Regions from separate parts of the Mus musculus genome. Here region 2 is linked to region 1. The links are chromatin loops, found by intact Hi-C in ENCODE. Cell type or tissue: left cerebral cortex. All regions are shown on one strand. Links, peaks and the distances in the headings refer to the core of each region. The heading gives the core; the rest is flanking DNA. Region 1 has its middle 25 kb from the start of Msh6. Region 2 has its middle 76 kb from the start of Gm41649.

Region 1 (12,387 bases), core at 1,711-9,710:
CAACTCTTATAAAGGACAACATTTAATTAGTGTTGGTGTATAGGTTCAGAAGTTCAGACCAGCCTGGCGAGGTGGCACACGCCTTTAATCCTAGCACTCAGAAGGCAGAGGCAGGCAGATTTCTGAGTTCAAGGCCAGCCTGGTCTACAAAGTGAGTTCCAGGACAGCCAAGGCTACACAAAGAAATCCTGTCTCGAAAACAACAATAAAAAAAAAAGAAAAGAAAAGAAAAGAAAAAGAAAAAGAAAGAAAGAAGTTCAGTCCATTATCGTCATGGCGGGAAGTGTGGCACTGTGCAGGCAGACATGGTGCTGGAGGAGGAGCTGAGAGTTCTACATCTGGATCTGCAGGTGAAAGACCCACAATGTGAGGACTCCCCCACGTTCTGACTCAGGAGAGGCAACACCTCAAACCACTCACGAGAAACGGTCTTGCTGCAAACTGCAAGAGGACTTTTATTCAAGAGCACTCTCGGGCCCACAGTCATACACCACACAGGGGTAGAGGACCATGGTGCCCCGAGTAGCTGGGTAAGGGGGTATTTAAAGGAAGAAACCACAACTCAAGGAGGTGGGGAGGGCGTTGTTGGAAAATACCAAAAATACCAGTTAAGAGTCACAGGAAGTGCAAAGTCACAAGAGTCACAAGGAATACCTGGTAATTGTGCGGGTTATTTCTCAAGACAGTTTCTAGAGCCCCTAACAATAGCACATTTGCATAGCGGGTTCCAGCAATGGTCAGGGTAGGTCAGGGTGACTTTCTTTGAATGAACACTCCTTGAACACAGGAAGCGGGTGGGTAAAGGAACGCCACTATCTGTTTTATGATAACATACCTTGGAGCATTGAGTCATAGAGGTCACATTCTCAAGCCTGGGCCTAAAGGCCTAGAAATTTGCTTTTACGTTATATTTTTTCACAGGCAAGAGAAAGTGACTGTGATACGCTTCCTCCAACAAGTCTAACGAGGCCACATTCCCCAATGGAAAGCCCAACCAACCCTGTTTTTGAAGAAACTCCATTTTGTGCAAAATTAGGGGCTAAACTTCAGTTCCAGGAAGAAAAATCACAAAGTCCACTAGAGCAGGCATCTTATGACACCCCCCTCCCCCTTAGCAACAGCCAGTCAGGCTATAATAGCAGGATCAGGGTACATAGAGATAGCCTAAGGCCTTCTGCAGAGAATAGATAGCTTAGCCACCCTGTTCATCAGGTGGTTTTGTCCCCATGTTCAGTTCCTGGAGATGACACCAGAAATGCAGTTTTTAAAATACTAACTTGCTGACCCCTATGGAAATTCTCCAAGCTTGCTGTAACCACAATAATTACTCATGTCTCACTGCTATGGGGACAGTGAGAGACCTTGCTCTTGAGTTCATAATAGAGACCCTTATGTGTTTACATCAGAATTGGCTCCTCGGTGGTCTTTGGGGTCCCCATGACTTAGTCATGACACTAGCAGTGCCATTCCTATGGGCCAACCATTTAAATACATGAGTGTATGTATGGAGCCATCCCTATTCAAACCACCACAGGTGGTTAAAACCCCCTTTGTCCTTCCTCTAGATCTGCCATTTGGGGTGAGGCACCAGGGGCTTTGGGAGGCGGGCTCCGACTGTTTGTATGAGACATTTATACAGGTCAGAGTCAGTGGGCTCCGAGCAGTCCGTGTCTGCTTGTTAGAGGGCGGAGGAGGAGGATTGTCATTTTTGGCCGCTAATTTTGTCTTTTCGTTTGCTGCTGCCTTTGCCAAAGGCTCTAGAAAACCTCCTTTAGGACAGTGGGTTTTCCTTAGATCCTTGTTAGGGTTCTTACAATAAATGTAAGAAATGTAAGTAAATCCTGTAAGAAAAATCACAGGAGTGGGTAGCTAGGTGGGATGTTCTGGAGAGGGGCCAGCTCCCGCTTCTATTTCCTGTTCCCGCTGCTGATCTTGATGGCTCTGTTCGCTTGCTTTGCTTTCTATCGCCATCTCCTGTAGATCAGGCCTGGCCTTGGTCTTGAACTCCTGATTATGTGCCCCCGCCCTGCCTCCACCCTGTAAGTGCTTTTAAATTTTCAGGTTCTCTACTTGTTCCCATCACCTTAGCTGAGATGACTCCTGCACAGAAAATATTCATGGAGCAGAATTTCATCACACAAAAACTCAATAGCAGTAATGTCCCCTACTGTAGATTCTGCTGGCAGCTGGACGCCATGCTATCTTTGGGTGTTTCCTTTTTCACTTTTTCCATCGGTTAGGTGGAAATGGACTTGGGGTCGGTCCACCTTTAGTCTAAACATTAGTCATTAATAGGAAGAACAAAAGAAACTATGAAATTTTCAAGTAGAGAAAAAGAGGCTTGTTTGTTTGTTTGTTTGTTTTTCACGGGGTTTCATGTAACCTAAGCTGACCAGCGATTCCCCTGCCTTCCTAGTATTGGGATGCCAGATCTGCATTTCAACGCCTACTTTTTGATGCTTTGTTGTCTGCTCTCAAGGACCCGGAATTGAGCTGTACACTCCTGGAGATAATCAATAAGCTCTACTTTCCCAGAGCAATAACGAAGTGTCTCTAGTTTATTAAACTTGCCTGATCTGAGCTAGCAGTTGCTGAGACCTGGAAATTGTTCCTGGAAGGGATAAGTCGTTAGAGCAAGGAGACAGATTTATTTGAAAACCAACAAACCAAAGATGGAGTCTCTTCGTAGGTATTCTACTGCTGTGAAGAGACACCATGACCACAGCAATTCTTTTTTTTTTTTTTTTTTTTTTTCCGAGACAGGGTTTCTCTGTGTAGCCCTGGCTGTCCTAGTACTCTGTAGACCAGGCTGGCCTTGAACTCAGAAATTCACCTGCCTCTGCCTCCCAAATGCTGGGATTAAAGGCGTGCGCCACCACGCCCGGCCTTTCTTTTTTTTTTTAATTTTTATTTATTTATTATATGTAAGTACACTGTAGCTGTTTTCAGACACACCAGAAGAGGGCATCCGATTTCATTACAGATGGTTGTGAGCTACCATATGGTTGCTGGGATTTGAACTCAGGACCTCCAGAAGAGTAGTCAGTGCTCTTAACTACTGAGCCATCTCTCCAGCCCCGACCACAGCAATTCTTATAAGGACAACATTTAATTAGAGCCGGCTTACAGTTTCAGAGGTTCAGTCCATTATCATTGTGGCATGATGCAGGCAGGTGTGGAAGCAGTATACTGAGCCACATCCTGATGTGAAGGCAGAGAGAGAGAGAGAGACCAGGGCTGGCTTGGGTTTTTGAAACCTCAAAACAAAAAACAAAAAAAAAAAACAAAACAAAACAAAACAAAAAAACCAACTCCAGTGACATACTTCCTCCAACAAGGCCACACCTACTAACCCTTCTAATCCTTTCAAATAGTAACCCTCCCTGGTGACTAAGTGTTACCGACTGAATTGATCAACACATGAACCTACAAGGGTTATTCTTATTCAAACTACCACACAGTGCTATCACTTACAAAACTATGTTGGGGGACCCAGAGACAGAGAGAGCTTTTATTGGGAGAGAAAGGGGGAACCTGGAAGCAGACAGAAAGGAGAGTTGCTGTGTGGAGTCTACACCCTCCACAGTATACATCTTTTCTTTTCCACAAGAATATCCTGAGAGGACAGCTGACCTTTGTTGCCCAAGCCACTCTAGTTCCTTAAACAAACACATCATTTATTTCCCTTCGAGTTAAACATTATTCTACTTCTAATTAAAGAACAACACTCCAACACGCTCAGCCCATTTTCTGGTCTTATTGAAGACCATTAGATATATATTAGGTTCTGTAAATCTAGCGAAAACTTACTGATGAGTACATTTTTTACAGTTTGCGATTGGAGCTTCAGGAGCTTGGGCTCTGGCAGCCCCAGAAGGCTAGGATGGATCCTCCATCCATCATATCAATTAAAGGAACATGGTAGAGAAAACAGACAAAAGAGGTTTATCGTCTTTGTTTTCCTTTCGTTTCTCTCTCTCTCTCTCTCTCTCTCTCTCTCTCTCTCTCTCTCTGCAGAGTGTTACTATGTAGCTCTGGTTGGCCTAGAATTCACTATCTAGATCAAGCTGTCTTCAAAGTTACAAAATATCAACCTGCCTCTACCTCTCAAGTGGTAGGATCAAGAGTGTACCACCATGCGAGACTTTTTTTCAATGTGGCCACATTAGGAGACAAAGAAACAGCCCAAGAAAAAGAACAGTGACCCACACATCCATATACAACATACACACAAAGAGTGAATGTGTATGAAGGGATGTCAGAGGACAACTTGGAGGAATCACCTCCTTCCACCATGTGGGTCATCTGGCTGATGGTAAATGCCCCTACCAGCAAATCATTTAGGTTTAAACAGAGGATGGATTCTGGCAAGGGTCAAGGTGCAGCAGTGCGCAGACCTGGCTGGCCTAGAATCTGCTATCTAGATCAGTCTGGCTTCAAACTCACAAAAAATGGATCTACCAAGGTCAGGAGTCTTGATCGAGGTGTGGCCCTGCCTGCCACCCTTTCAGTCTGAGTTCTGCAAAAGTGGTCAGAAGGTCTTATCTGAGGGGACAGGTCAGTTCTCGGGTGATGGCTACCCCCGCGTCCTCTGGAGGAGGGGTCTGCGCACTGAGCTTCTACTTCTCCTGGGAGCCAGGATGACTGCAGGTTTCGGAGCAACTTCAGTGTCCTCTGCGAAAGTAAAGGGGATGGAGACACACGCAGAGATGGCGTCCTGCCTTCAGTCACCTGTGGGCTCACACGAGAAGTCAGGACAAAAGCGGCTTCTCGGGGGCTGTTTCAAAACCGACACAAGGCAATACTGAACACAGCATTCAGCTTGTTCCCACTGACGAGGCCCGTCAGACCTGCCTAGGCCTCATGAGCAGCTGGAGGCCAGAGAGAAAAGCATGACCTATGATGGTTATCTCAGTGAGGACTTGATGAGATTTACTCAGACTGAAGGCCGCAACTTGAGGGTTTGGAGGCCAGAAGTTTGAAATTGTAGGTTATAAACATTGCTATTTGTTTTTAGTTTATTGTAGCTAGGTATGATTGTATACACCTTTAACCCCAGCCCTTGGGAGGCAGAGGCAGACAGACCTCTGTGACTTTAAAGTCAGCCTGGCCTATAGAATGGGCTCTACGTCAGCCAAGGCTACATAGTGAGAACCTGTCTTAAAAACAAAACAAAAACAAACAACCTAAACAAATATGTATTTTTTATTTTATTTTGTATGCATGTGTGTATAACAGAAGTGAGGGGAGATAGAGAATTCAGATGTAACTGTGTCCCTGAGGTTTATTTGACAGCCTTACTTCTATACCCCGAGTTTGATCTCACATTTCTCTCTGGGACCAGGAAAATATAGGGGTGCTGGCTATTTCAGTAGGATGGGGTCCCAGGAGCCCAAACTGAAAGAGCCAAGTGGAGCTTTAGACGAACCGAGTCTCTGGGTTCACGGCCTGGCGAAGGCTGACCCCTGGTGGCTGCACGGAGCCTTGCAGCTGCAGCCTGCTTAACCTGGCTAGGGCTCTTGCAGACCAAGAGTGGTTGTGAGGAAGGAAGCCAGTAAATGAGGCGGGTTTCGAGCCACATGGTGCTTTTCCAAAGTCTCGGCTAGACAACAAGAGGCAAACATCGTAAACTCATATCACTAGCCTTAGGTAATTCAGGAGCAGTAAGGATGCAAGCCTGGTCCTTGGTCCTGTGAAGGCTCGATGCCCCAGTGTAGGGGAATGCCAGGGCCAGGAAGCGGGAGTGGGTGGGTTGGTGAGCAGGGGGTAAGGGATAGGGAGTTTTTGGAGGGGGAAACCAAGAAAGGGGATGATATGTGAAATGTAAATAAACTGGGCAGTGGTGGCGCACGCCTTTAATCCCAGCACTCGGGAGGCAGAGGCAGGCGGATTTCTGAGTTTGAGGACAGCCTGGTCTACAGAGTGAGTTCCAGGACAGCCAGGGCTACACAGAGAAACCCTGTCTAGAAACAAACAAACAAACAGGAAGGAAGGAAGAATCTAATTTTTAAAAAAGTGAATGTTCTAAACAGTATGAAAAACAAACAACAACAACACTGAAAGCCTGGGAAAGAGTGGGTGAGTTGGTTGGTCAGGTTGGTTTGGTTTGGAACTGCCTGCTTGTTTCTTGAGGCTATGTGTCTCTGTGTAACCATGGAAACCTCCAACTTAAAACTTTGCTGAGGTCTTCCGGTCTCAGGCGCTGCGGGAGCCGCGGGTTACCGTGCAGACGTGGCCAAGTCTAAGAACCACGGCACACACAACCAGTCCCGCAACTGGCACAGAAATGACATCAAGAAACCCCGGTCGCAAAGATACGAATCTCTTGAGGGGGTTGACCCCAAGTTCCTGAGGAACATGCGCATTGCCAAGAAGCACAACAGAAAGGCCTGGAGAAGATGCAGGCCAACAATGCAAAGGCAGTGAGTGCGCGCGCAGAGGCCAACAAGGCCCTCGTGAAGCCTCAGGCCATCAAGCCCAAGATGCCAAAGGGCCCCAGCCGCAAACTCAGCCATCGCCAGGGCTTTCATCGCTCACCCCAAGCTTGGGAAGCAGATTCGAAGCTACATGGCCAAGGGTCGTAAGCGCTGCCAACCAAAGCCCAAGGTTCAAACCAAGGCACAGGCCAACGCTCCAGCTAAGACCCAGGCTTCAGCTCCAGCCCAGGCCCCCAAAGGTGCCCAGGCCCCTGTGAAGGCCCCAGAGAAAAGGCTTCTGCCAGTGTGAAGACAGATGGACTGCTGTGACACACCTACCCACACACTATTTGCAAATGACCAGTGTCCTATGCTGCTTTTACAAATAAACTCAGGCAAGATCTGTTTAAAAACAACAACAAACAAAACAAAACAAAACAAAACAAAACCTTTGCTGAGGATGGTCTTGACCGATCCTCTGCCCAACCCCACCCCACCCTACCCCCAGTGCTGGGACTATACAAGTATGTCCCTCCATGCTCCGCTGTAGACTGAGGGATCTGGCATGCCTGTTATTCTGCGTCCATATATGACAGCCTTTCTCTTTAGGCATGGGGCAGGACACCTGGGATATGAGATGCACTCAGATCAGACAGCCTGACAGTACATTCTCAGGATACATTCCTACTGTTAAGAGATAGGTGATTGTACTCAGAAATGCCCACAGGTGCTATATCTTAGGATACTTCATTTTGAACCCCAACAGCTACAAGCACGGCCCACCTGAGTCTGCCTTGGGAGGCCGCTGAGGAGACAAATCACAAAGAGAGGTAAAGAAACATGTCTTATCTCCCCCCGCAGGCCTGAGGAGACTTACCTGCCGGCTCGCTCTTCAGAACTACAGAGGCCAGTCACTTATAAAGTCACTTGGGTGACTTTACAGAGCTCTCCCCACCATCCTTACAGACCCACTAGCTGCTTTCTCCCCCCCCCCCAGAAGTCAAGCCCCTCCACCCTGATGGCTCTCACAGAAACCTGGCAACCCAACTGTGCTAGGGCCAAGTTTCCCTCTTGGAGCTGCAAGCCCAAGACAAACTTGAATTATAAGTTTTCTCTATTTGAAGATGTATTTTTATTTGTGTAGGTGTCTATGTGTACTGTGTATGTATAAATACCATGATACGTCAGAATAGGAGGGCATTGGATCTTTGGCGACTGAGATTACCGGTGGTTATCAAAGTATCAAATTCTCACAATGAGAGCTGCTCAATGAAGGGTTCCCTGCAAGAGCAACAACTGCTGGTGACTGTTGGAGCCCTGTAACTTTAGTCTTTACAAAACCCGAAGGAGCCATTGGAGCCCCTGGGTAGACAGATGACTCTGAGTTGCCACCGTGTAGGTGCTGGGAATTGAACTAAGTATTCTCGTAGAGAAAAGCCAGTGCTCTTAACCACTGCACAACCCCTCCAGCTCCAACGTTACTCTTCTATAGTGCCTTTCTCTGAGACTACTAGCACATAGGCTAGGTTACATGATATGGGATGTGCTGCCTCACCCTCAAACCTATACAGAGAGAAATTCCCTTTGTGTTGTGGGGCCGAATGAAGGGTCTGTCAAGACAGCGGCCACACTGTCTGCAGAGACCAGCTCTCCTAATGAAGCTGGGTTTTGACCAGAAGCCTTGTTTTTTTCACTTCAGGCTGTGGGGCAAGTGGGGGATCTGGACTGGGCTTTATATCAACGTGACACAAGTTAGAGTCATCTGAGAAGGAGGAGCCTCATCTGAGAAAATGCTTGTTTAAAGATGGGGCTTTAAACAAGCCTGGAGGGCGTTTTCTTAATTAGTGATCACTGTGGGAGGACCCAGCCCACTGTGAGTGGGTCACTCCTAGGCTGTGGTCCTGATTTTTAGAAGAAAACACCCTCAACAAACAATGAGGTGTAATCCAGTAAGCAGAACTCCTTCATGGCTCAGCAACTGCTCCTGCCTGCAGGTTCCTGCCTTGTTTGTGTTCCCATCCTGATCTTTGATGATGAACAGTGATGTGGAGGACTAAGCCAAATAAATCCTTTCCTCCCCACGTTAGTTTGGTCATGGTCTTTTTTTCATAGCCATCACTACTCTAAAACAGAGGTCTAGGTGCTACGTGCTTTGCTGATGAAATGGAGTTCTAAGTTATCAAATTATCACAATGTTTGTCTACTTCAGATACACAGCAGCAAGACAAAAAGGTACATAGTGGCTACAGGCATCTCTATGAGCCTGGGGCCTCCATTCTGGACTGTTCCCATCAACTACTGGCTTCCTGCCTGGGCGGGGAAATCAGTATAGCTAACAGCCCCAGGAAGCACTTCGAATGGGCTGTACGCAAGGGAAATAACCAAGGTACAAAGAAATTACCCACGTATCACCTACCTACTGTCTAAGACACAAAACAACACCTACCTACTGTCTACAACCCCCACATCACCTACCTGATGTCTGCAAAACCCCACATCACTTACCGACTGTCTACAACAGCCCCACATCATCTACCTACTCTCTACAACTCCCACACACGTCACATACCTAATCCATACAGCCTCCCACATCACCTACCTACATCACTTACCTATTGTCTACAACCCAAACACATCACCTTCCTACTGTCTAAAAGCCCATATCACATACCTACTGACTACAACTCCACATACCTACTTACGGTCTACAACCCACACACATCACATACCTACTGTCTAAATAAAACACACCGACATCATCTACATACAGTCTACAATACCCACATCACCTACCTACTGTCTACAACCCCCACACCCACATCTCATGCCAACTGTCTACAACCCCTCACATATAACCTACCTACTGTCTACAATTTCCACACAAATCACCTACCTACTGTCTACAATTTCCACACACATCACCTACATACAGTCTACAACATACCCACATCACCTACCTACTCTCTAAAACCCCACACATCATATACCAACTATCTACAACTTCCACAAACATCACCTACCTACTGGCTAAAAGATCATCACCTACCTAATGTCTAAAGCACCTCCCACATCACCTACCTACTGTCTACAACCCACAAATCACCTACATATTGTCTACAATTCTCACAAACATCATGTAGCTACTGTCTACAACCCCACACATCACCTACCAAATGTACAAGTTGCCGTATCACCTACCTACTTACTATACAACCCCCTACATCACCTACCTATTGTCTCCAAAACCCCCATGACCTACCTACTTTCTCCAACCCCCCTTCACCTACCTACAGTCTACAACCCACCCACATCACCTACCTACTGTCTACAAACACCCCTCACACATCATCTACCTAATGTCTACACCCCCCCATATCACATAACCACTTCCTACAACCCCCCACACATATCAGCTTCCATCTCTATACCACATCTCCCACATCACCTACCTACTGTCTACTACCCCCACATCACTTATCTACTCTCTACAACCCCCCACATCACCCACCTACAGTGTACAACCCACACACATCCCCTACCTGCTGACTACAACCACAAACACATATCACCTACCTATTGTCTCTAACCATCCACACACATTACCTAACTCCTGTCTAAAAAGCCCATATCAGCTACCTACTGTCTACAAGCCAAATCATCATCTACCTACTCTCTATAACCCCTCCCCATCACCTACCTACTGGCTACAATCCCCGCAACACCTATCTACTGTTTATACTCCCTCACATCACCTACATACTGTCTACAACCCTACCACATCATCTACCTACTGTCTACAACCCCCCCACATCACCTACCTACTGTCTACAGCTCCTCCGACATCACCTACATACTGTATACAACCCCCAAATTAACTATGTACTGTCTACAATTCCCAAAAACATCACCTACCTACTGTCTACAATTCTCCCATATCACCTACCTACTTTCTACAACCCCCAAAGCCTACCTACTGACTACAAGCCCACATATCACCTGCCAAATATACAGGTTGCCACATGACCTACCTACTAAACAATCCCCCTACATCACCTACCTACTGTCTCCAAATCCTCCACATCACCTACCTATTATCTACAATCCTCCCATATCACCTACCTAACCCCCACATCACATAACTACTATCTACAATCCCTCCACATCACCTACCTACTGACTACAACACCCCACCTCACCTACCTACTGTCTATAACTCTCCTACACATAACCTACCTACTGTCTAAATCCCCCACTTTACCTACCGTCTACAACCCTACCATATCACCTACATACTGTCTACAACCCCCAATACCTACCTTCTGTCCACAATCCCCACCTCACCTCCCTACTGCCTACAACCCCCCACATCACCTACCTATTGTCCACAAATCCCACACACATCACCTACCTACTGCCTATAACCCCCCACATCACCTATCTGACCCGTCCAGCAGGTCCAGTTATTCGAGGATCTCGAGGGGACCTCCTCCTAATAACCAAATGGGGGGTAGAGAGAGACGAGGGTCTTGTACGAATAACGACACGGAAACCGTTCTGAAGTTGTATCAAGACCCCCATGTATTGAGAAAGGTCCAAGCTTTAAATGCACAAGCAAAAGGGGAAGTGCCTTTTAGCAGGAAGGATGGGGCAGTAGAATTGCACAAGGAAACGAGGAAGTACAGATACTTATCAGCGGGAGGGATGGGGCAATACAAGCAAAAGGAGAAGTACTTATGGGGGGGGCAATAGAAATTCTTTCTTTTGGCAGCTACACGGGGAAGCAGGAACTTGGTGGTATCAGGGTGTGGTCAGGATATCGGTGTTGACCTAGGGCTGGAACATCCCGTGGTTCTCGGAATCCATGTGTTGGTGACCCGCTTTTGACCCCCTTTTCTTCTCAGGGGGAGAGGCCCAATTCAGAGATCAGGACAATAGCGTTGCCTTAATGGCTCCCAACACCTATCTACTTGCTACAATCCCCCACATCACCTACCTACTGTCTACAACACCCACACACACATCACCAACCTACTGTCTACAGCCCCCATATCACTTACCTACTGTCTACAACCCCTAACATCACCTAACTACTGTCTGAACCCCTTCCACATCTACCACTTACTGCCTACAACCCTACTACATCACCTACCTACTGTCTACAACCCCAAACACACATAATCTCTATACTATCTACAACCCGCTTCATCACCTACCTACTTTGTACAACCCCCCCCACCTCACTTACCTACTGTCTACAACCCTCTTCATCACCTACATACTGTCTACAGCCCCCAAATTAACTATGTACCTTCTATAATTTCCAAAACATCACCTACCTACTGTCTACAACCCAAAACACACATAATCTCTATACTATCTACAACCCCCTTCATCACCTACCTACTTTGTACAACCCCCCACATCACCTACCTACTGTCTACAACCCTCTTCATCACCTCCCCTACTGCCTACAACCCCCCACATCACTTACCTACTGTCTACAACTTCAACACACATCACCTATCTACTCACTATAATTCCTTACATCACCTACATACTGTCTACAACACCCCCCCACATCACCTACCTACAGTCTGAACCCCTTCCATATTACCTACCTACTGCCTACAACCACCTACATTACCTACCTATTGTCTACAACCCCCACCTTACCTACCTACATCTACAACTCCCCCCACCTCACCTACCTACTGTCTACAATGCCCCATATTACCTATCTACTGTCTACAACCCCCAACATCACCTACCTACTGCCTGAAACCCTAGTATATCACCTGTCTACTGTCTACAACTCCCACTTCACCTACCTACAGAATACAACTTCTACAGCCATCACCTACCTACTGTCCTCCTATATCCCCCTCCCTCATCACCTACTTACTGTTTACAGCCCACACATCACCTATTTACTGTCTACAACTTCCACACCCATCACCTACCTACTGTTTAC
Region 2 (12,387 bases), core at 1,998-9,997, 72 kb before region 1:
AATATAATTATAATGCTGCTGTGTAGGCCTGGGGCAGGCTCAGTGATGCAGGTTTAGACTTCAGATGCAAGGCGCTAAGTCAGCTCTTGGTACTCTAAAGAATACCAGATACTTGGAACTATGTGCATGAGTGCATGCGTGTGTGGGCGGGGGAACCCCCCCCAACAAAAGCCCGTGGAACATCATGTATGCTACATCATGTATGCTCCTATATTGCTTCCTGCCCTGTATTAAGAGTCAGGGTCCCTCACGACACCTGGAGGGTGACAGTTTTTGGGTAGGCTGGTGACTAGCACGTCCCAGTGACTTTCCTCTGTGTCCCACCTGTCCGGGAGTTGGGATTGCAGGCATCACACTAGCACTAGGCTTTTCACATGGCTGCTGAGGATTTGAACTCAGTTCCATGCTTGTGCCGCAAGCACCCTTACCCACTGAGGCAGCTTCCCAACTCCCACTTGATGACTTAACAGACAGTGATTTCTCACAGCTCTGGGGGGTGGAAGTTCAATACTAAAATGCTTGTGAGTCTGGCTTTATTCTGAAGCTGCTTCTTCCGGCTTACAAACCGCCACGCTCTTTCTGCCACCGTCACGTGATGAAGCCAGTTTGCTTATCTCGTCATCTAAGGACAAGTCCTATGGGTCTGGGCTGCACCCTTATGACCTCAACTTCTTTAACCATAACTACTTCCTTAAAGGGCCACCATCAAAATACATGGACATTAGCTGGAGTCAGGACATTAGCATTCCTGTGTCACTTCATGTGTCACTGGATGAATACAAACATTTAGTTTATTACCTGAAGGAACAGAACCCTGAGAGAACTTCCCTGTGTGATGGGGTCCCTGAGAAAAGTGAATAGTCTTAGGCAGCTGCGCCTGGCCTAGTGTCAACATGCAAGCAACAAAGGATTTATCTTGTTTTGCTATCATTGTTTTGCTGCTGACAGGAGAAAGCCATTGTCTAATTATGCGCCTCAGCACCCTAGGATTGTGGGGAGAAGTCCATTTTCAATTCTTCTTAACAGCCTCCCTCTGTGGCAATTCTAGCCAATTAAGCCAGCTCCGAGGTTGCATGCAGAGAGGGCTCAGTGCCTGTGCTATATTTAGTACCAGGTGGCAGGTGGACATCAGCTGCAGAGCCCAGCACCACCACTCCTCACCACAGCGTGTCAGGATGACCCCCAAGGGCTTGTGTGGCATTCTGGAGGTGCCACACGCCAACTCTGACACCTCCCTTACTGCCCCAGATGGCTTTGGAAAAGCTACTTCAGTTGGCATGGTGCCTCTTTATGGGCAGTATGCCTTGGGCCTGCAGAAAATATTTGAAATCAGAGTTAAAAAACGCATTGGCTCTCAGAGACAAAAATGTCTAACTTGAAATTAGCAAATATTAAATGCCTATAAAATTTTAATGGTGACCTATGTATATAGCATTCTACTCACATGAATAAGTAGTTTGCTATGATATGTATGTGATTATATGAGCAATGTGGGTAATTTATTTTCAAAAAGCTAAAAATAGAAAAGCTTTCAGAAGCCAGTAAGATGGCTCAGAGGGAAAAGGTGCTTACAACCAAGTGTTCCTCTGTCTGCTCTTTTCCCGGATCCCATCCAAAGATAGAAGTTGAGAGCCAACTTCACAAAGTTGTCCTCTGGTATTCAGCTGTCATATAGCATCATATACCATATACAACAACATCAATAATTAAAGGTTTTGTTAAAAGCAAGACTAGAATCCATCTACCAAGCATGAGTCACAGAACTATGCCAGTGACACCCAGTTTACTCCGGTTACTCCTAAGGTCTATGGGCTTGTCATGTGCACATGCCCACAGTGCTCTTCCTTGGTCCCTTTCCTGTCAGCTGGAGATTGCTACTCATTGAAGGCTTCTCTAAAATAAAATAAAATAAAATAAAAATAAAATAAAAATAAAATAAAAACTTCCAGGAAGAAGCCTGCTTTGACCAGCCTTCAGCCCGATATAGATGTGACTCCTCTTCTCTTTATATGTGTGTGCTCGCACACGCATGCACACACGTGTGCGTGCATGTATGTGCGATGTGTGTGTGTCCATGTGCATGTGTAAGAATGCATGAATGCTTGTGTACATGTATGCATGCTTGTGCAAGTGTGTATGCAGATATGTGCATGCATGCATGCACATGTGTACATATGTGTGTGCATATGTGTGTGCATGTGTGTTAGAACAATGAAATAGGCCTTCCCCTAAAGAGCCTTGTCTAACCTCCCAATGGGAGACCTTCCTGCACTCTAGCCACGGCCCCAAACCCAAGCTGCCCACCGAGCTAGCAGCCTGAGCTAGCCAGACTCTCACCCGAGTGGGAACTACCCAGCGCCTTCTCCCCCTGCCCCTTTTCCCTCTGGCTCGGGGCAGACGTGCAGCAGTCCCCTGCATCCACCCGCCCAGAGACCTAGAGCTCTGGTGGGACATGGGTTATCTCTCCTACCCCCTTTATTTCCCAGTGTCCAGCACCCCACATGCCACAGGGGATTTATAAGTCAGTTATTGACATTTGGTTTTGGCAAGTTGTTTAGGAACCACCACAAGCATAGCAATGATCCCGACAGTGAATTAGAAAGCAGAATCAGGGGCTGGCATGAGGGACACTCTGAATGAGAGACACAGAAGGCAGAGACAGGGGCAGAATTAGAAACTGGCTGGCATTGGGAAAGGAGAGACAAGGGAGAGTTGACACTGCTCCCAAAGGCTGGACGTGAAGGTGAAGAAGTCTCACTGTCTCTGTGATGGTTTGTGTGCCCTCGACCCAGGGGTGGCACTATTAGGAGGTGTGGCCCTACTCCCTGTTGGAGTAGGTGTGTCACTGTGGGTATGGGCTTTAATACTCTCATCTTAGCTGTCTGGAAGACAGCCTTTAGCTAGCTGCCTTTGGAACAAGAGGTGGAACTCTCAGCTCCTCCAGCCCCACGTCTGCCTGGATGCCACCATGTTCCTGCCTTGATGATAATGGAATGAACCTCTGAACCTGTAAGCCAGCCCCAATTAAATGCTGTCCTTTATAAGAGTTGCTGTGGTCATGGTGTCTGTTCATAGCAGTAGAACCCTAACTAAGACAGTCTCCATGCACACGTGGCCCAGGAGCACCTGTTCCATCTCCTCTCAGAATGGAGCCAAGCATCAAGGGATACTCTGGCTCTGAAACCGCTTAGGAAGAAATGGAGCTGTAGACATGCATGGTAATTCTGTTACAGGAACCAAGGGAGCTGTGGCCAGGAAGGCTTCATCTGTGGACATTGCCCAGGTCCTCACCCTCCAGGCTCCTCATCGGGTGTGGTTAAAGCCCAATGCATCACTTTGTCTCCCGTCCTGTGCCTTCCCAGCCCCACATTTATCCATCTTCACTCTAGGTATGTGGCTCCAGGAACCTTAATGACTGCTAATGGTTTCCTTGTTCTTCATAGTATTAAAAGCACACAATAGTCTGGAGAGGAGGCAGGAGCAGTATTGCCCTGGCCAGCTAAGGCTATGGACTGAGCAACCCGGCAGGCAGGCCAGAGGGAGCCTGCAGCTATATCCAATAACCTGTTCAAGGAAGACACCAACACCCACCCGATTCTGAGTTTTAGTATCTTAACCCGACATCTGTTTAATCTTTCCCGGATCTACTTAGTTCTTTGCCTCGAGCTAATTTGCAAGGAAAACAAAACTGTCTGCTCCTCGCTGAGCTGCAGAGATCTGTTATGTCATGCAACAGAGTAAAAGCAGCGTTATGTCCCCAGTAATTATTTGTTTGTTGTTGCTGTTTGTTGTAATTTTGGTTTTTGAAACAGGGTCTCATTAGCCATCTATCCCTGGCAGACCTGGAACTCTCTGTGCAGACTACACTGGCCTCAAACGTGGTCTTCCTCCTCCCTCTGACTTTCCAATGCCAGGAACCTCCACACAAATTCTCATGTTGAAACCTAGTCCCCAGTGTGAGATGTTAGAAGGTGCACCTTTGGGAGGCTGTCCCCTCTTGGATAGGATTGGCAACATTACAAAGGGCTCCTTCACCTACTTCCACCAGCTCTCCAGCAAAAACCTGGTTGGTGCCCTCACCAAACATCAGGGTTGTTAATGGTTGATGTTGAACTACCCAGTGTAAACGGATGGCATGACCCTTCCATGGTATGGTTAAGGGGATGGTTTTTATTGTAGACATAAGGGAGGGAGCATCCAGCGGCATCTGGAAGAATGCAGAGAAGAAGTAGTAGACTGAACATGGCCAGCAGGATGGACCTGGCCAGGAGAGAAGCATGCACACAGAGAGGGAGGAACAGAGAGAGAGGGAGAGTGGGGAAGTGGGGAGGAGGGAGGCAGAGAGAGCCTAGCCAGGTCATAAGGAGGGTGAGGAGCTAGGGAGAGAAGCCCGTGAGCTGGAGGAGTTTAGGGAAGAGGAGGCGGAGAGCTGGGGCGCTAGCATGGCCTGTGATCACAAGCTCTGAACTATGATAACGGTTGATCTGATACGTGGTGGCTAAAGGAAAGTGGGTGGGTAGTGCACACAGTGTGGGCACACCAGGCCAGGTACACACAGCGTGGCCTCACCAGGCCAAGGGATGATCAGAAGAACAGAGAGGGCAAGTATAATACAATGAGCTATTTTGAGAGACCATGAAGAGAGATTACATTCACCTAGCACCCTGTTTACAGTATATTTATCGTGGGCGCGCTCTGTCAGACACATGAGTGCTATTTATCTTTCTATTTGTTGTCAGAAGATCCAGTAGCTTCATTGGCAGCAATCTGTCAGGTAGTCACACTGTCCTTGCCCTTGTGGTCCGACACACATTCTTTTATTCTTCTCTTATCACTAACAGTAACCCTTAGATCATACATCACATACAGTGGAGGGCGGGGGTGGCTGGGTGTAGGAGAGGGAACATATTTCCAGAGACAGCCAGACATATGTTTATGGAATTCCTGTAAGAAGTCGGAGTGAAGAGTTTTGAGAAACCAAAACTGGGAAGCTGAAATCAATGGAGAGGCAAGGTGCAAGGTGAGTAGATAGAGCTGGTCACCTGGGGTAGAGCAGGACCCTGGGGACAGAGCAGGTCACCAGGGCTGGAGGGTGCTACTGTAGGGCTGGCTGCTGCTGACTCACGGTTAGAGGCGGAGCTTCGGAGCTGAGTCTGGCTGCAGAGGAGACAGGCAACAGTGGGGACTGAGCTGAACTGGAAGTCCCTGGTACAGTGGAGAGTTCTCTACTATTTTGTCCCCTGATACACAGAGGATGGTCACCTAACAGACTGTGAGTTGGGGGGAGGGGTATTGTAAGACAGAATTCCTCTTCAGATAAAGGAGCTCTGCCTCAGGACATCCCTGAGCCCGGTGTGTCCAGAGTGCGATTTTAACACACTCACATGCTCCTACAATCCCAGTTCACCTTGACAAGTGTACAGGGTGACACCCTTTCCACACTCAGGGATAAAACCTCCATCAGTCTGTCCTTCAACACTGGTGATGCCACATGCCCGCCAAGGTAGAGCCAACCTTCTCCAAAATGAACTCTCTCAGGGCGAGGCACAGCCCGAAGACCATGGGAGAATCATGCGGGGCAGGTGCGGTCTGCACTCAACAGTATTGTTACAGTGACCCTAGTTCCTGATCAATCTGTGTTGAATTCATTATTGTTTATATATTTAGTGTTTGATTCTTGAGAGAGGGTCTTGCTATGTAGCCCAGGCTCACTACCTAGGACTCACTATGTAGTCCAGGATGTCCTGGAACTCAGGGTAACCCTCTTTGCTTTGCGTTCAGGGTGCTGACATTACACCTTCCTGTGCCTAACTTAAACATTAAACTTTATCATAGGTATGTATTTTTTTTAAAAAACCACAACATATGTACTATCTGTGACATATGTAGTGTCTGAATCCCCGAGGATGAGGGGACTTGTTCCTGTCCATCTCATCTGTGGAATGGTGGGAGGAGCGCCTCCCAGATGATGGAGAGAACTCAAAGCTCAGGAGCTGGATGGCAGTCCTGGTGTAAAACAAGGGCGTCCACCCTCGACGCGACTGCCGGTTGCCTGGGGGAAATACTTGAAAAGAAAAAGTCTGCTTTTTTGGGGCCTGCCTGGGCTTTTGTTAATAAATTTCCAGTAGGGCGCTTCCGCCACTTGCCTTTTTTTAGAGACGTGAAGAAAGGAGAATTGAAAACATTTCCTATGTTGAAATGAAAGGCACTATTTAATCTTGTCACCATCTGCCTTCGCTCCAGGCTGAGAGCCTGCAGGCCTGGCTGCCTGTTTCCTAGCGACAGGACAGACACACCTTCCCCATTAGAGACACAGCAACTGTAGACAATGCCCTTGCTCCCCCGGGACCTGGAGTGTGGCCTGGCTGGCCCTGGACACTTTCCTTCAAGCAAAGAAACCACTCTAGCTTCCTTCTCGCGGGTCACACAGCAGCAGGCCTAGCCTTTAATTAACTCGAGAAGTTCCTGTGTAGTCTTCAGAACCCAGGTTCTCTCTTCCGCTGACGCTTCACTTCTGGGAGATCCACAATGGTGTGTTCTCGGGGCGCATTCTTTCTAGAAGCTCTGAGGGAGGCTCTGAGCTGTGCGGCCTGGGTCTTAACTCCCACTGGCTCCGGCGCTCTCTGACGCCCCCTGGCTTGCAGACAGGGGGCGCCAACTCTCCATCCTCAGGCAGCTTTTCCTTCCTGTGACTGTGTCTTTCCTGTCCCTTCTGGGGACATTCGCGTAGATTTAGGGCACAACCTAATCTGTGTTGTGTGTTCATCACAACAGTCTTATTTAATTACATCGACAGAGTCCTTGATTCTAAATAAGATCACATCCTGAGGTTCCTGGTGCCATAGCCTTTGGGAAGCCAGAAACTAACCCATGGCAGAGGCCTGTCATGTCACCTGCAGCTCTTTTTTTTTTGTGGGAGAAAGGGTCTGATAAGTAAATGAGAAAGGGCATGACCATTCTAGGTATTGTTGTAGAGAGGTTCTTATGGTAGATATGAGGAAGAAGGACCAAGAGAAGACCCAAGAGAGCAAAGATGGCCAAGAGCGGAAGAACCAAGAAAGCACGGCCTAAATGGCAGGTTTATGTAGAAAGGAGAAGCTAGAGGAAGGGTAGTTTAGGGAAGGGGAGGGGAGGGGAGGGGAGGGGAGGGGAGGGGAGGGGAGGGGAGAGTTTAGGGCAGAGAGTAGGGGTAGGGAATGGAGGATGGGGTTGGGGTGGTGAGAAATGCAGAGATACCAGGACTCTAACAGGAGCTTGGTGAGAACAGAGAGCGCCTGGAAGCCTGGGTTGTTAAATAGACACCGCTGTTAGCCATTTGTCCTGAGTTTTGGGGGGAGGAGCTGACAATAAGCTGCTTATTAGGTGGCTTTACCTCTTGACCCATAACTAATGTGTGCATATATTTAAAGCCAAGCTTGGGAGGGCAGGACACTGCCTGTAAATGTAGCCCTAACCCTCACGGCAGGAATCCAGACTGGTCATTGCCTCGAGCAGTGGTTCTCAGCCTTCCTAATGCTGCAACCCTTTAACACAGTTCCTCACGTTGCAGTGCCTCCAACCATAAAGTTATTTTCATTACTACTTCATAACTGTAATTTTGCCACTACTGTGATCATGATCTGACATGCAGGGTATCTGATGTGTGACCCTGTGAAAGGGTCATCTTCTGACGATCTGCCAGCTGAGGGTCAGCCACCCCGTCTAGCTCTGCTATGCCATGGGGGATAAGAACCTGCATAGCTCGAACAGCAGGGCTCCCCTTGGACCCTTCTGCCTTTGTAGCAGCATGGTGATCAGCTGCGTGCCTCACGGGTGATTCAGGCCCACCTGGGAATAGAGACCATGAAAGCTCCTGACCCCTGGCAGGGACCCTCCCTCTGTATAGTGTCCATGTGTTTGTTTTTTAGGATGGTGGGAATTGAACCCACAGTCTCCTGCTTATAAAGCAAATGCTGTCCAGCTGAGCTGTACCCCAGCCCCTCTCCCTCTTGGTCTTCTTGTCTGGATACAAAGCAACCACCTACAGCAGCTGAAACAGACTGAAAGCCTCCAGTCCCCAACTGTCCTCACCAGTGGCTGAAACCTGACCTTCTAAAATCTACTCCTTTTGGCTCAGTACATCAACAGGCTGGGTAGGGTGCAGGCTCTGTATGCTTGACAGCTTATATTTTGTTCCCAGTACCTAAGGTAAATCAAATGCAAAAACAAAAAGAAACCTTCAGGACTATTGTAGGCATTTTTTGACTAGGGATTACAGCCTCATTCAGAAGGAACAAAGGATGTTTTATGGAAATTTCTCCTCCCACGTGGTCTCCCAAGTACTCAGACCTCCCTTGAAGCCACTGCTGTGATGGTATCTCAGCCGTCTGCAGCCTTCGTGTTCTCAGAGACACACATGCACTCATGCACACACACATAATTGGAAGGCAGCCTGCCGGGGTTTGTAGTCTGTGTTTGGGGGGTCCTTCTGCTTCAGTGGTAGAGGGCCTGCTCCAGCAGAGGCTCCATTGACCTGTGAGCATTGCCCAATTCCAAGACACACAGGCTGTTTTGGATTACTGCCAATGAGGCAGCCGAGGGTAACTTTGAATGCACACCTGCCACACTGGCATGGAAATATGTCTACAGGGTGCACTAGAAATAGCATTGTTAGGCTCATCTCCAGATGCCACGGACCTCCAAGGCCCTCTGGCCCTGGACTGAATGGCATCCCACAAAGGCCGTTTTAAGACGTGGGTGCCGTGCAGGTGGGGATGTGACTTTCATTCACCTTGGCAGGAGCACTCATATGGTTGTTATGCTTCTATTAAAGGTGTGTCCATGAAAGGGCTGCCTCCATGTCTGGCCTGCACAAAGGCTGCTCAGGGTGGCCCAAAACCAAAGGCTGCAGGCCTCTGCTCTTTCTCCAGTTCACTCTGCCCTGCCCTGAGAGACCTTGGCCAACCATTCAACCTCTGTCAGACAGTGGCACATTAATCCTCATTGTTGCCTCTCCTAGATTTGAGAAGAGATAGAAAAATGTGTTCTGGGGCTTTCTGGGAGTCTACAAAGCTACCACATTTTATTTATCAGTAATAGCAATGGCCAGGAAGTGGAGTGACCCCACAACACCCTTCCTACTGCTGTTCCTTCCAAGCTGTCTATCTTCTGCTGGGGTGTGGAGCAGAGGGTGTGTGTGTGTGTGTGTGTGTGTGTGTGTATGTGTGTGTGTGGTGTCACCACTGAGGAAACACCTTCCATTCTAAGATTACTTGTGGGCTGCACACACCCAAAAGTCCAAGGACCATCACTGTCTGCCACGGTTGGATGGGGTGGGGTATGTCTCTGAGACTTTTCAACCTGGAATCTCAGGTGCCAGCAGCTAACAGTTTCTTGACACGTGTTACATGCTTCATCCTGTGTTTCTTGATCACAGTCTTGCTTACAGCAGGTTTAAGCAGGAAAAGAATCTGGTGGTATTTGTGGGGTAGCTCACAGAATCACTTCAGTTAAATATACAGCTTGCAGCTCAGAAATTAGGAGCGCAGCTCAGGGTGAGGCAGCAAAGTCCTAACAGGCAGAGACACTGATGCGACTACCCTAGACATGGACACCAGACACTAAGAGGACTGGCTACCACAGACTGTCTTCCAATGCCTTACTTCTTGAAGTTTATTTACTTATCTTATGTACAAGTGTCTGTGTGTGTACACACACACACACACATACACACACACACACACACACATATATATATACACATATATACATATATAGACACATACATATATAGACATATACATACATATGCATATATACATACATACATACATACATATATATACATAGCTCACAGAATTTGAGCTATTGCTTGTATATGTTTTGGCTTATTGCTTGTATTATGTTAATTGGGTTCTTAAAATTACGTGGGGATTCACACGTCTGCCTGTAAGATGCAGAAGGTCCCCGCCCCCAGTTGGCTTTGATTGGTAAATAAAGTTACCAGCAGCCAACAGCCTGGCAGAGAGACAGAGGAGAGACTTTTAGGAGAGATGCAGGAGAGAGAAAGAAAGGCAGAACCATCATGCTGGGAAGCAGAAAGATCAAGTGTGAGAAGCAGAAGAGAGACAGCCAACATGTAAGAGTTGGAGATCGTGGCTCAGTGGGGCTGCAGGCCTGGGTCTGGGGTGGCCAAGATGGAATATAAGTTTAATTTCAGTAAGTGATAATTCAGGAATATCGGAGGGGAGAGTGTGTTAGCTTCAGGGAAGTTTGGAAGTGCCCAGCCATTGAGTTGTTTAAGGCATAGTAAACATAAGGCTGTGTGTGAATGTGTACGTGTGTGTGTGTGTGTGTGTGTGTGTGTGTGTCTTTCATTTGAGAATCCACAACATTGGGGCAGTAGCAAGGAAGTTGCACCTCCACCACTGGACAAGTAGAGCTGATTAATCAACTACCACTACACACACACAAAAGCATGTGTGCACACATGTGTACATGCACTCATACACACACACACATGTGCATGTGAGTGTGTGTGTGTGCAGTGCCAGTGGAGGCAAAGGATGTCAGATTCCCTGGAACTGAAATTAGAGACTGTTGACTGTTGTGAGCTGCCATGTGGGTGCTGGGAAATTAAGTTGCTCCTAACCACTGAGCCATCTCTCCAGCCCCATGTGCCCTATCTTTTAACCCTTCACAAGTGTGCCCCTGAAAACTTATGGAGGGGATTCCCAGTCCTCGGGAAGGGGGAGCAGAGAGGTAACTGTTTATAGTCAGCGTGCATAAGGACTCTGAGGCCTGCCTCCCTAGAGCATCCCCTGACTGTGAAGGGATACAGGCCTTTGCATGAAGCAGGGCCACATGCAGGGCCACCGAGATCTTTATTCTGCTACCTCTACAGATGCATCCTGACAGTGCGGCTCCCAAAGCCTTGGGATTTTTTTTAAACTCAGCTTGATAACCAAGAGCTTTCTGAATCTACTGAATTATACCCCAAAGCCAATACTGATAGATCCCTAGAAGCAAGCCTTTGGGAGAGAAAAATGGGAGGCAAAAACTGCTTGGCCTGTGGCAATGCTAACATACCTGTCCTTAAGGACTACAGAGCAGGTGAGCCTAGGGTCTCACTTTGAAACCCTGACAGAAGAGGACACTAGATGAAGAATTTGACATACCAGAGGCAGTACTCTGTGCCTTGACCGCCTTCTTTGGAAGAAGACCCTTATTACTAGCCCACCCACCTATACGCCAGTTCTAGGGTGGGTTAAGGGCCTGGAGCTGCTTTCTTTGTCCTCATGGGTGGTTTCAGCTGGATCTCTGTTCAAGCTGAACTCTCTGGGGGCCAAGAAGGGCCTGACGAGCCATGAAGATAGGGCAGAGAATACCATTTCCCCATTCCATCCTTATCAGCACTGTGAACTCTGTTCATGCCAGACAGACAGGCAGATACTGTGAGAGCTGGCAACTCAACCCCACTAGGGGGCACCAGAAACTGCAGGGCTAGTCACTGCCCAGAAGGGCAGTGGTAGTGCATGCCTTTAATCCCAGCAGGGGCATGCTGATCTCAGTGAGGCCATCCTGGTCTACAGAGTGAGTTCTAGGACAGCCAGGGCTACACAGAGAAACCCTGTCTTAGAAAACCAAATGAAAAAAGATTTACTTTATTCCTGCTTTGAGACTATGGAATTGGGGTCTGTGAGACTTTGGTGGGGTCCTCTGTATCTGTGAGGCTTTGGAGGGGCCCTCTGTATCTGTGAGACTTTTGGGGGGGGGGTCCTCCATGTCTACCAACAACCTAGGGCTTAGTTACAGCAATGCATTAAGTATGTTAAAAATATATCTCTTATCTTCTAAAAGAGTGGGATTTTTTTTTGCTAGAGCTCACAGCTGAGTTAATAATAGTTATTAACTATTATTTGAAGTTATTTGAGACTTACTTAAGACTGTTGTCCTACAGAATACTAAGCCTGTCTGTTTAACCCACCTTTAAGAGAACAACGCAATGATCAACCTTATTTGTCTTGGATTTCTTTTTTTTTATCTTTCTTTATTAGATATTTTCTTTATTTACATTTCAAATGTTACCACTTTCCTAGTTTCCCCTCCGAAAATCCCCTATCCCTTCCCCCCTCCCCTCTCTTGCTCACCAATCCACCCACTCTCTCTTCCTGGCCCTGGCATTCCCCTATACTGGGGCATAGAACCTTCACAGAACCAAGGGCCTCTCCCCCCATTGATGACCAACTAGGCCATCCTTTGCTGCATATGCAACTAGAGCCACAAGTCCCACTATGTGTTTTCTTTGGAAGGTGGATTGGTCCCTTGGAGCTCTGGAGATACTGGTTAGTTCATATTGTTGTTCCTCCTATGGGGCTGCAGACCCCTTCAGCTCCTTGGATACTTTCT

The links. A loop is a pair of places that touch in the nucleus more often than their neighbours do. Peaks named below come from ENCODE experiments on the same cell type or tissue, not always from the same donor. Only the 100,000 strongest peaks of a DNase experiment are listed, where the experiment ranks them.
Region 2: it touches region 1 in a loop (5-fold over the local background); 31 of 42 quality-filtered maps call a loop at or near these places.

The regions. Positions count from the first base shown.
Region 1 is chr17:87,943,696-87,956,082 of GRCm38, forward strand. No RefSeq gene overlaps it. Among named protein-coding and RNA genes, the nearest start is that of Msh6, 25 kb to the right of the region's middle. In left cerebral cortex, for the core only: a CTCF peak has its summit at 5,478 (motif pointing left); DNase peaks (open chromatin) are centred at 1,823 and 5,473.
Region 2 is chr17:87,871,358-87,883,744 of GRCm38, forward strand. No RefSeq gene overlaps it. Among named protein-coding and RNA genes, the nearest start is that of Gm41649, 76 kb to the left of the region's middle. In left cerebral cortex, for the core only: a CTCF peak has its summit at 6,653; DNase peaks (open chromatin) are centred at 4,919, 5,103, 6,240, 6,544 and 1 more place; H3K27ac peaks cover 307 bases.